Linked DNA regions of Homo sapiens: all the other regions are linked to region 1. Evidence: chromatin contacts called from ENCODE Hi-C or POLR2A ChIA-PET data. All regions are on one chromosome and are shown on one strand. The core of a region is the stretch at or near the end of the contact, and the rest is flanking DNA. Distances in the headings are between cores, read along the strand shown.

Region 1 (3,919 bases), core at 1,218-3,717:
TGGAGTTCGAGCTGGGCACGGTGGCTCACGCCTGTAACCCTAACACTTTGGGAGGCTAAGGCGGGTGGCTCACCTGAAGTCAGGAGTTCAAGACCATCCTGGCCAACACAGTGAAACTACTAAAAATACAAAAAATTAGCTGGGCATGGTGACAGGCACCTGTAATCCCAGCTACTAGGGAGGCTGAGGCAGGAGAATCGCTTGAACCCGGGAGGCGGAGGTTGCAGTGAGCTGAGATCACACCATTGCACTCCAGGCTGGGCAACAAGAGCAAAGCTCCATCTCAAAACAAACAAACAAAACAAAACAAAAATATGGAGTTTCTCTGGCCACAGACACCAGAATCTACAATGAAGGTGATATTGAGGACTTCGTGAGAATGCATACTGTTCAAAAGGGAATGACCCACAAATGTTACATGGCAGAACTGGAAAAGTCTATGTTACCCAGCATGCTGTTGGCACTGCTGCGAACAAGGGCTAGATTCTTGCCCAAAGAATTAATGTTTCTATTGAGCATATTAAGCACTCTAAGAACCAAGATCTTTCCTGAAATGTGTGAAGGAAAATGATCAAAAAAGAAGCAAGTCAAAGAGAAAGGGTTCACCTGAAGTGCCAGCCTGTTCCATTGAGGGAAGTACACTTTGTGAGAACCAATGGAAAAGAGCCTGAGCCGCTGGAACCTATTCCCTATGGATTCATGGTATGATAGGGTAAAAATAGATAAATACAAGACCTCTGGATTGCTTAAAAAAAAAAAAAAAAAAGGGAGAGAGAGAGAATGAATTCAGCAGAGCCTTGAAGGATAAGAAGTTAGGCGTAGGAGAACCATTTTTCAATGTCTACTTCATTGTCTAGAAGTAGACAAACCTTGGGGCTGGTCACCAGGACTTCTAGCACTGGAAACAGGTAAAGCTGTCAGCCAGCATTCACACAACCCTGGCTCCACTCCCACTATCCTTGATCTGGAAACAGGTCTTAGGACCCTGGGAACTAAAGAAAAATGAGCAGGGAACTTCCACCCATGCTCTTAGAAAAGTTCTCCAGAAAACCATTTCAGGATCTACTTTTGTTATCTGAGATATTTTCCTGGACAGCTCTTTATGTCTCCCGTGGCACCTCCTTTATGAAACTTTTTCTTATCCTCCCTTGCGTTTGTGCCTCCCGTGTGTGTAGAACACATTCTTACCACTTACCTCTCTCAGAATCAGTTCATTCGGGTAGGAACAGGGCTGACTTCAAATCTAATCCCCAAACCTTACCGTGTTGCTGTAAGTGTGCACTGTGAGGCTGGAAAGTCACAAGGGCTGTAGAATGCAGTGGCTGTGGCACAGGATGGGGAGGGCTAGGTTGGCTGGGGAACGATCGGGCAGGGCTTGAATGCCAAGTTAAGGGAATCTGGTCAGTAGTTCCCAAATGAATTTCTGAATCTCTAGGGAAAAACAGTAAAATACACACTTCCCCAGCCTCACACAAGACCCGAAGGGCAGCCAGCGCCCGAGGCGATTCCGAGAATCAGACAAGTTTGGGAACCTGCTAAGCGCAAGCAAAACAAAAGGTTTCCACGCAAATGAGTGAGATGTATCAACTACGTTTTAAAATGCACTCCAGTCCGAGAGCAGACAGGAGGCCACTGCAATAATCCAGACGAGGGGCAGTGAGGCCTGAGAAATGGGAGATAATCGCCTTCATCTCGATTCTTGGCGCCCACCACGCTGTCCCGCTCGGTGGGCCTCCCTTAAGGCACGCAGCTGATCGGAACGCGCTTTCTTACCCGCCTCATGCGACCGTTTGACAGCAGGTCGGCGATCCCCTTGGCCGCGTCGTTTTTTTCGGCCACACAGAGGACTTTCCGCACGCCTCGGAGGGCCATCTCCATGGCGGCGCGGGAAAAGGCACGGTCTTCGGGCCGTCGCAGCCACCGGAGCGCGTAGCGGGCGACAGGAAAGATCATCCTCAGACCTCGCGCCCGGAGCCGCTCCCCGGCTGCCGGCGCATCCTGGGGAAGCCAGAGATGAGGCTCAAATGGCGCCCACCGAAAGGGAACCAGAGCCTCGCTTCGGTCACGTCCCCACCAGCCTGCTGGCCTTTGGAGCTTCAGTCACTGAGCCTTTCCCGTGCCGCAGCCGCCGCCTCAGCACCGAATCCAGTATCTTGGCGTGGAACTTCCGCCCGCCTTCTCCAGCTACTTCCGCCAGGCGCGCGCCCCACAGCGACCTGGAACTACAACTCCCAGACTGTCCCGCGCCCCTCGTCCAAGCACGTTCCCCTCTGCCACCTTCCCGCCGCCCCCGTCTCACTCCGCCCCTCTTTCCCCTCCTTCCCGGCAGTGGTTGGTTAATCGGACTCCTTCTTGCGGGGAGCCGCCAGACACTCCCATCCAAGGCCTCTTTCTCATGACTTTTTAATCTCCTGCTCGGAAGTCTACGAGGACGCTTCCGGGTCACGCGGCGCGGACACCAGGAGTCATGTGATGTCAAGATGGCGGCGCCGCGGTAGCAGGATCCGGGTTGTGGCGTCCTAGGAGCCGCGACGGTTTCTGCCCTCGGGCAGTGAGGGGCAGCAGCGCTTGGCTGACCCCTGCGGCGTCCCGTAGCCTCGCGTTAAGCCTTGTTCAGAGCGGGGGCTTTTGCTGTCGCAGTGGGTTCCGGAGAGTGCAGGTGATTTCGCAGCAGGTTTCTTGTGCTGGCCGCGCTCGCCGGACGAAGAAGAGAAGGGCAGTTGGGCCTGCGGCCTTGGCGTTCATGAGGCCTCAGAGAGCTCCGGAGGAGCTACAACTGTGAGGGGGCTGCTAGAGTTCTTCTCCTCGGGTGTGTGAGAAGCAGCCTAGGACCCCGGGTTCGGGGAGTCGCAAAGAAGGCCGTAAGGGCTTCACTTCCTTCTCCGGAGGCCTGCCTTCTGCGCGTCGATTAACACCGCATTCTTTCCCACTTCCTCTCAATGTTTTCTTCATATATCTGGAAATATGATCAGCGCCCCTGACGTAGTGGCCTTCACCAAAGAGGAAGAGTATGAAGAAGAGCCTTACAATGAGCCGGCCCTGCCTGAGGAGTACTCGGTGCCGCTCTTCCCCTTCGCCAGTCAGGGTGCTAACCCCTGGTCAAAACTGTCCGGGGCCAAGTTTTCGAGGGACTTCATTCTTATTTCCGAGTTCTCTGAGCAGGTGGGACCCCAACCCTTACTGACCATCCCCAATGACACCAAAGTTTTTGGCACTTTTGATCTCAATTACTTCTCCCTGCGTATCATGTCTGTGGATTACCAGGCTTCCTTCGTGGGCCATCCTCCTGGATCTGCCTACCCCAAGCTGAACTTCGTGGAGGACTCCAAGGTGGTGCTGGGAGATTCTAAGGAGGGCGCCTTTGCATACGTGCACCACCTTACCCTATACGACCTGGAGGCCCGTGGCTTCGTGAGGCCGTTTTGCATGGCTTATATCTCTGCAGACCAGCATAAAATCATGCAGCAGTTCCAGGAGCTTTCAGCCGAATTTTCCAGAGCTTCTGAGTGCTTGAAGACTGGCAACAGGAAGGCATTTGCTGGGGAACTTGAAAAAAAGCTGAAAGACTTGGATTACACCAGGACAGTGCTACACACAGAAACGGAGATCCAGAAGAAAGCCAACGACAAAGGCTTTTACTCATCTCAGGCAATTGAGAAAGCCAATGAACTGGCCAGTGTGGAGAAGTCCATCATTGAACATCAAGACCTGCTGAAGCAGATCCGCTCATACCCTCATCGGAAGTTGAAGGGGCATGATTTGTGTCCTGGTGAGATGGAGCACATCCAGGATCAGGCCAGCCAGGCATCCACTACCTCTAACCCTGATGAGTCTGCCGACACAGACCTTTACACCTGCAGACCAGCCTACACCCCAAAACTTATCAAAGCAAAGTCCACCAAGTGTTTTGACAAGAAGT
Region 2 (3,919 bases), core at 841-3,340, 1.9 Mb before region 1:
GATGCAGCAGGAGGCCAGAGGACAGAGCAGAGGATCTTTCCAACCACATCTGCTGGCTCTGGGGTCCCAGTGAATTCTGGTGGCAAATATATATTTTCACTAACTAACTCTTCTGGAAACATTATTTGGGCAGAGTTGCTGGGACCCTTAGAGCTGGCAATGTCTGCATGTCTCTGTGTGCACAGGTCTGTGTATGGGACTAGGTTGCTCCTGCCCTTGCCTGGGCACAGAGACCCTCAGTTGCTGTGTCCCCACCCTCACCCCCACATCCCCAAGTCTGGGGACTGTCCTCTTCCTGGGTACAGGCAGCTGGCTGAGGTGCTGTGCCCATTGTTGTGGCAGATATATGGTGATGGACATGGGCAAACAGCCACCTCTCCTCTCTCTCCACCACGACACCCTTTGCTTTCCACACCCACCCTGCTTTTGGGCAGGTACCTGGGAAAACCCATTAAAGCCACCTCTCTTGCTTTCTCTTCCTACCGAGCTTCTTGCTCAATTCCCACCCCTCCCAAGCCATTCTCTGCAGGGCAGCCAGAGGGCCTTCCTAAGACATAAGACAAACATGTCCTCTTTGTGCTCTGAAGGCCTGAGAGGCTCCCCAGTACCCACAGAATGCCCTAGCTGACATCCCGAGACCCCCACGGTTTTGCCCAAGCAGTTCCAGACACCTCCTCCCCTCCACCTCTGTTGCCCCTCCCTCCTTAGCACTCTCCCCAAATTCATGCAGGCCGAGAGACCTCGTGCTTGATCCCTTGACCTGGCTCTTGCTGGAAGCCCCCCTCCTCCATTAAAACCCTACACTTGGGGGTGGGGGGAGGGATAGCATTAGGAGATATACCTAATGTAAATGATGAGTTAATGGGTGCAGCATACCAACATGGCACATGTATACATATGTAACAAACCTGCACGTTGTGCACATGTACCCTAGAACTTAAAGTATAATAATAAAATAAAACCCTACACTTGCCGGGCGCCTGTAATCCCAGCACTCTGGGAGGCCCAGGCGGGCGGATCACCTGAGTTCAGGAGTTCGAAACCAGCCTGACCAACATGGAGAAACCCCGTCTCTACTAAAAATACAAAATTAGCCGGGCGTGGTGGCGCATGCCTGTAATCCCAGCTACTCGGGAGGCTGAGGCAGAAGAATCGCTTGAACCCGGGAGGCAGAGGTTGCGGTGAGCGGAGATCGCGCCATTGCAGTCCAGCCTGGGCAACAGGAGCGAAATTCCGTCTCAAAAAAACACAAAAACGAGCAACAACAACAACAACAACAAAAACCCTACACTTATTTCTGAGGCCAGCTCAAAAGGTCTTATGATTGTCTTCCCAGTTTTTTGCAGTCAAAATGAATTTCTTTCCCTTGGTATAACGTGTGTGTGCAAAACGTGGTTGCATGGATTCTTTTTCAAGGAGAGAGCTGAGCATGTTCATAGGCTGAAAGGAAAGCCACAGTAGAGAGAGTTTTCCATGGAAGGTGAGGCAGGGGCATAGGTGGAGGAGGCCCCAAGGAATGAGGAGAGGAAAGGAGGTGGGCAGAGCTTTACCCCAGAGGCGAGCAGAGGATGGACGTGGATCTAGATAAGACGTCAGCTCGTTCCCTAAAGGTCGTGCTAAAGGAGTAATGAGGGTGACCAGTGCGCAGGGGTTTGAGAAGCCCCGTGGATGTGGTGAAATAGCTGTGGGGAGAGTATTTGGCAACGCTCAATAGATTCAGGAGGAGCTACTAGGATGAATGGCTGCCTTGTGCCACAGCTCTACAGGCTTTCACGTGTGTCATCTCACGTGATCTTCTGGGGCGCTGGTGTCTCCGTTTACTAGAGGACCAATCGGAAGCTTAAAGAGAATGAGTAATTGGCCCAAGACCACCCAGCTAAGGAGTGGCGGAGGTGGGGCCCAAACGCGCGATCCAGCCCTCGCGCAGGCGCCCTGGAACTCCCCGCGCGTGTTGTGACCCAGAATTCCCGGGGCTGTGGAAGAGACCATAGACTCAACAGGAGGGGGAGTCCTGGGTAGCGCGCCGGTCTAAATCGTTACTTGGCGGAAAGTTCCCATGAGTCTTTGCCAGCGTCCCCCTCCTTTTGTGAGGATTGGGATATTCCGACTCCTTAAGGGCCTGGCGCACATAAGGTGTGACCTTTTCATTCCCGTTGTTATGGAGGTAGGCTCTCTAGGAATCTGGGAGTAGTAGCTGGGGGGCAAGAGCAAATAAAGAGCTCGAGCTTCTGTGGTCTCTGGGGAGATGTTCCCGGGAAGCCTGTCTAGAGGGCGGAGGGCAGCTGTTGAGATGGCGTGGCTCCCCGGCTCCTGCGCCCGCGTGGCTTTCGCGGCGGGCGCTGCGGCCCGGTATTGGACAGCCTGGCAGGGCAGCGCGGGGCCGAATCCGGCTGCCGTGGCTGAGGCTCATGGATCACTCTTTTGTGGTAGGGCCACATCTGCCAGAGCCTGGAGTCTGCGAAGGCCGGGACCCGGTTCCCCGGCCCACAGTGGGGGTGTGCAAACCCGAGAGAACTGGGTAAGTTGGGGTCGGCTTGCAGTTTGGGGTACCCCGAGGGCGGTGTACGTCGGTAAGATTGTAACAGTATTACTGGAAGACTTATTCGACTGTCCTGATGATACTTGTAATAGGAAGTGCCGTCAGAAGCGATAACTGACGACGTCTAATGTCTATCTGACCGCAGTCGCTGAAACCTCTACAACTTAGTTGACCGTAACTGCCAGAGCCCTGCCCTGAATTCCTGTCCTTACTCCCTCTTTAAGATTGCGTACCCACTGCAGAGTGCTGAAGACGGGGTAGCCACGAGGTGAGAGGCTCTCTGGTGTAGGGTTTAACATGGAACGTAGTTTTGTCACTTGAATGCACGGAAATTGGCGTTTTGACAGTTTTCTACGTTTAGGTGTTTTATACACTTTAGGGTAACGTTATCATGTCATTGCATAGGGTGGAACTTAAATAGAAACTGGAGATGGCTGCTTCAGCCACAGTCCTAACCTAGAACTGCATTTAAAGCAAACTGATAATGCAGAAACAAACTCCTTCGTTAAGAAATGTCTCCAGTAGCAGGGTTAGCTTAAGTTTCAGGTAGGGTCTAGATCTGCGGTTGGAACAGTACTGGAGGGTTGTGAGGTGCTTGACTGCTCTGATGAAATCACTAATAGGAAGTGCCGTCAGAAGCGATAACTGACGAAGACTACTCCTGTCTGATTGCAGTCAAGTCTTCACCACTTGCTGGTTCCCAGGAGTAAACTTGTTTGAACGGTGACCTAATTGCTATATTCACCTAGGTTGCAAATTCGTGAAGAATCAGCATCATGTTTGGCAGCTGAGTATTGGAGCCAGGAGCCTGCCATGAGGTAAGCCTTGCTCTATGGGGAGGCTAGTGGCTGACCACGCCTAGCTGTCAGGTCGAATATTGGCAATTGGATTTGGTTAACCTAATACCTTGTAACAGTGTAGCCTATCCCAGAGATACTGATTTTAGTTTCCGGTGGCAGTGGAGCCAGGGTGGATTACCTAGAAAGAGGGGCTACTCTATTTACCTCTTGGCTGTTTAGTCTCGGGCAAATTACCTGTCTGCTGAGATGTAGTTTTCCTCAGATGTGAAAAGGAAAAGTAATCTTAGCTTTGTGAAGTTTAAATTGATATGACTGAAATGGAGATTACAACTCCCCTGAGGCTGGGCACAGTGGCCTGTAATCCCAGCACTTTGGGAGGCTAAGGTGGGTGGATCACCTGAGGTCAGGAGTTCAAGACCAGCCTGGCTGGCCGACATGGTGAAACCCCATCTCTACCAAAAATACAAAAATTAGCCGGGTGTGGTGGCGTGTACTTGTAATCCCAGCTACTTTGGGGGCTGAGCCAGGAGAATCGCTTGAACCCGGGAGGCGGAGGTTGTAGTGAGTCGAAATCGTGCCA
Region 3 (3,919 bases), core at 454-2,953, 1.0 Mb after region 1:
TTGTTTGCAAGAACCAACTCATTAGAAAATTTACAAATGTACCATATTAACAGATTAAAACAGAAAACATGTGGTCATCTTAGAGGCAGAAACCATTTGATAAAATTCATTAGCCATTTATTTCCAAATTCTAGCAAACTTGGAATAATGGCAAACTTCCATAACCTGATAAAGGGCTTCTAAAAGGAAAAAAGCCTATAGCTAACATTGAACTTAATGGTAAAATATTAAAAATTGATCCTGTAACATCAAGAGCAAGACAAGGATACCAACTACCAGCACTTCTATTTGATGATGTAACTGGTGATCCTAGCCAATGCAGTAAGACAAGAAAAAGACAAAGTATAAAGGACTAGAAAGAAGACACTAAATAGTCATCATTTGCAGGTGATGGGATTGTACATAGAACATGAAAAAATTTCTACAGATAAGTTATTAGAATTAAGAATTATTTGAATTATTATTAGAATCAATAATTGGAATGACTTCTAATTAACAGTTTGGCAAGATTGCTGGGTACAAAAGAGTATACAAAAGTTTTTCTGCATAACAATAAATAGATTTCTATGAAAAGTTTAAAAGATACTAGTTCCTAGAAATAATGCTTAGTTCCTAGGAATAAATCTTACAAAAGTTGTACAAATATCTGTGGGAGATAAAGGGTAAAAATTAAAAAGATTAAATTTGACCAAAAGATATTAAAACTTAAGCAAATGCAGAGATACCATGTGATCTTGGTTTGGAAAACTCACTATTGTAATGATAATGCTTCTCCCCAAATTGATCTTGGATGCAATGCAATTCTGGCCAAAATCCCAAAAATATTTAATTTTTGTTTCTTCACTTTTGTTTTTTAACTTGACAAGATGATTTTGAGATGACTACAGAAGAGCAGAGGGCCAAGAATAGCCAAAACAAGATTGTGATTTGCTGTATCAGATATCAAGAATTCTCATAACACTGTTTGTGAGGATAATTAAGAAGGTGCAAGTGGCCAGGCGTGGTGGCTCACGCCTGTAATCCCAGCACTTTGGGAGGCCAAGGCGGGCAGATCACAAGGTCAGGAGATCGAGACCATCCTGGCTAACACGGTGAAACCCCGTCTCTCCTAAAAAATACAAAAAATAAGCTGGGTGTGGTGGTGGGTGCCTGTAGTCCCAGCTACTCGGGAGGCTGAGGCAGGAGAATGGCATGAATCTGGGAGGTGGAGCTTGCAGTTAGCGATGATTGCGCCACTGCACTCCAGCCTGGGTGACAGAGCGAGACTCCGTCTCAAAAAAAAAAAAAAAAAAAAGTGCAAGGACGGAAATAGGTAAATGTAGAGAGCCCAGTAATAAGCCCACAAAGACTTGACTTACGACAGAGGAGGCCCTGCATACCATGCTGCGAGGAGTGGATGGACTCTAGTCCATGCTGCTGGGATGAGTCAAGAAGAAGGTAACCATAAGGGACGATCGGTAAAAGACTCAAATTGGCACCTTATAGGAGAGGAATCATGAGTGACCCATGAGTATATGAAAAGATGCACAGCCTCATTAAAGAACAGGGAAATGCACATCAAAACCACAATCAAATAACTTTTCAGCCCACCAGATTGGCACACATGGGAAAGTAAGCTAATACTAAGCATCAGAGAGGTTATGAGGCAACTCCTGGGGCGGCAAGACTGGCACCCACTGCTGGATGGAACATAAACTCGTGCCACCATGTGGAAATAGTTGTAGCATTCCTTGGTGAAGGCAGAGGTACCCATGACCCAGCAACTCGTGTATACATGTGAACAAGAACAAGCAGCAAAACCAAACGAGTATCCTTCAACAGAGGAATCATGACTTTTTTTTCATAGAATGGAACAAAACAAATTCCAGCTCCACCTCAACACAGATGACTCTCTCAAATAAAATGTGGAGTGAACAAAGCCAGCCACAAAGGAATGTGTACAGAATGCTTCTATTCATATAAAGTTCGGAAAATAGGGACTTGGCATGGTGGCTCACACCTGTATTCCTAGCACTTTGGGAGACTGAGGCAGGAGGATTGCTTGAGCCCAGGAGTTTGAGACCAGACTGGGCAACACGGTGAGACCCCATCTCGACGAAAATTAGAAAAAAAATTAGCCGGGCGTGGTGACATTCCTGTAGTCCCAGCTACTTGGGAGGCGGCGGTGGGAGGATCGCTTGAGCATGGGAGGTGGAGGCGTAGTGAGCTGTGATTGCACCACTGCACTCCAGTCTGGGTGACAGAGTGAGACCCTATCTGATAAATAAATGAATACACACACATATTTAGACACACATACATATACATAATATATATGTGTGTGTGTATTCAGAAAATAGGCACAACTAACTAAAGGTATCCCTACAAGATAAACTAGAAGGAGAAACAAGAGAAAGGCTAATAAACAGTTCATAATGGTTGGGGTAGGAATGTCATTGGGGAGGCACTTTCTGGTCCCTGAGAGGCGGCAGTGGTGTCTGAACACTTGCAGTGCTCCGCGAGAAGGAAGGAGATGTTGGTTTTATTTTATATGTACTCATGTATACACAAATCTGTGTCTATACATAAAGATGCACATCACAGCGTTGACACTTAACATTAGATGCACTCAGATGTTTTAGTTTTTTTGTGTGTGTTTTTTCTTTTTTTAAAAATTTTTTTCTCTGTTTTTTAAAGCCAGTTGTGACCCACTAAATTGATTTTGTCACTCCCTGTTTGAAAGTGTTTTATTGCTTAAGTTGGGTGGTAAGTATGTAGCTGTTTGTTTTATTCCTTTTTATACAGGACTCATCCATTTATATATGCTTCTGTCAGAAAGCAGAAACCACTCAAAGCACATGGGGAGAGGATGCCTCTGTGCCTCTACAGAGCCTGGGCCGAGGTGGGAGGGCTGCCTGGGGCCCCTTGTCTGAGGAGGGAGCCTGGATTCTGTGGGGAGATAGGTTTGTTTCAGATAGTCCATCGAAGTGGGGTTGAGCTCAGGAGCCCTTTGCAAGCCCCCTGTATGGTGGGGAGCTTGGAGAGAACCTCTTTCAGCTGCTTCCTCTGGTCATTACTAGAGGACAGGGAGAGGTTATCCTGGGACATCCTGGCCTAGCATGCTTCCTTACCAGGGTTGTTGGCCCTGGGCCCCAGCTGTGTCCCTCTTTGCTGGCGTGGGACAGTACCCTTTTGATGGCTGTCTCACCTGGCACAGGGCATAGACCCTGGTGTGGCTGGCAGTATCCTTTTCCCTTCTCACCCCAGCTGCCCAGACCCTCTGAAGGCATTTCTGAGCCCTGACCCTGCCTTCCAACAGGTACCAAGCCAGCTGCCTCCATTGACCCATGGGGGGTGCCCACTGGAGCCACCGTACAATCTGTCCCCAAGAACTCGGACCCCTGGGCAGCTTCACAGCAGCCTGCCTCCAGTGCTGGGAAAAGAGCTTCTGACGCGTGGGGCGCAGTCTCCACCACCAAGCCCGTGTCTGTCTCTGGTGAGCCCCTCACTCACCCACTTTCCTGCCTGGCCTCTGAGCGCCCACGGGCCCTGCAGCCGCTCCTGGCTCCTAGGCATCAGCCCTGTTGCTTTGCTTGCATTTGCTCCCCTCCTCCCCCTTAGCCTTTGTTCCTGATCCCCAGATCCCAGGTGCCCCAGTGTGAGAGTGAGTGAGTGCGAGTTCCCAGGCTTTGTGCGCTGGTACCTCCCTCCAAATTGAGGGGGCTTCCACCTGGGTGTTGAGAGAGAAGACTGCCCTGGGCCCACAGCCTGTGGGTCCTGTCCTCACCCCTGGGGGGCTGGGCAGGCTGGCCTCCAGGCACTCCTTCTGGTGACTTCCTACAGACCCTCATCCAAGCAACCAGACCCAGCTTGATGCACCTCCACCACTGCCAGCACCCCTTTGCCTTTTGGGGTGAGGGTGTTAGAAGCAGTAGCAGGT

Evidence for each region. A loop is a pair of places that touch in the nucleus more often than their neighbours do. ChIA-PET counts read pairs that join two places held with the same protein, here RNA polymerase II (POLR2A). Pooled maps may share reads with other maps.
Region 2: a loop to region 1 is called in a map of CD4-positive, alpha-beta T cell, with 10 times the contacts of the local background. The contact joins the promoter of SNHG29 here to the promoter of SMCR8 in region 1. A Hi-C loop is called at or near these places in 1 of 168 maps with a recorded cell type or tissue (CD4-positive, alpha-beta T cell) and 5 of 50 pooled maps. POLR2A ChIA-PET finds 5 or more read pairs at or near these places in 1 of 52 experiments (B cell).
Region 3: POLR2A ChIA-PET joins it to region 1 with 17 read pairs in activated naive CD4-positive, alpha-beta T cell. The contact joins the enhancer-like site here to the promoter of SMCR8 in region 1. POLR2A ChIA-PET finds 5 or more read pairs at or near these places in 2 of 52 experiments (AG04450 and activated naive CD4-positive, alpha-beta T cell).

What each region holds. Positions count from the first base shown.
Region 1 is chr17:18,312,826-18,316,744 of GRCh38, forward strand. It overlaps SMCR8 (SMCR8-C9orf72 complex subunit), which reads left to right and starts at 2,468. Exons shown (of 2, transcript NM_144775.3): 1 at 2,468-3,919. The coding sequence starts at 2,965. TOP3A (DNA topoisomerase III alpha) reads right to left here and starts at 2,169. Exons shown (of 19, transcript NM_004618.5): 1 at 1,774-2,169. The coding sequence starts at 1,953. It also overlaps the pseudogene RPL21P121. RefSeq lists enhancers at 1,218-1,741, 1,689-1,778, 1,789-2,138, 2,266-2,789, 2,479-2,528 and a silencer at 2,289-2,338.
Region 2 is chr17:16,436,897-16,440,815 of GRCh38, forward strand. It overlaps SNHG29 (small nucleolar RNA host gene 29), which reads left to right and starts at 2,091. Exons shown (of 4, transcript NR_045025.1): 1 at 2,091-2,164; 2 at 3,289-3,357. SNORD49B (small nucleolar RNA, C/D box 49B) reads left to right here and starts at 2,613; the gene lies at 2,613-2,660. SNORD49A (small nucleolar RNA, C/D box 49A) reads left to right here and starts at 3,140; the gene lies at 3,140-3,210. It overlaps TRPV2 (transient receptor potential cation channel subfamily V member 2), which reads left to right. Exons shown (of 15, transcript NM_016113.5): 15 at 1-107. RefSeq lists enhancers at 593-1,494, 1,495-2,394, 1,510-1,699, 1,760-2,089, 2,395-3,296.
Region 3 is chr17:19,325,413-19,329,331 of GRCh38, forward strand. EPN2 (epsin 2) reads left to right here. Exons shown (of 11, transcript NM_014964.5): 8 at 3,299-3,475. Among named protein-coding and RNA genes, the nearest start is that of MIR1180, 17 kb to the right of the region's middle. Within about 2 kb of position 1,704, at least 6 of the 41 ENCODE cell types and tissues checked have a DNase peak (open chromatin) inside an H3K27ac peak, as active enhancers do.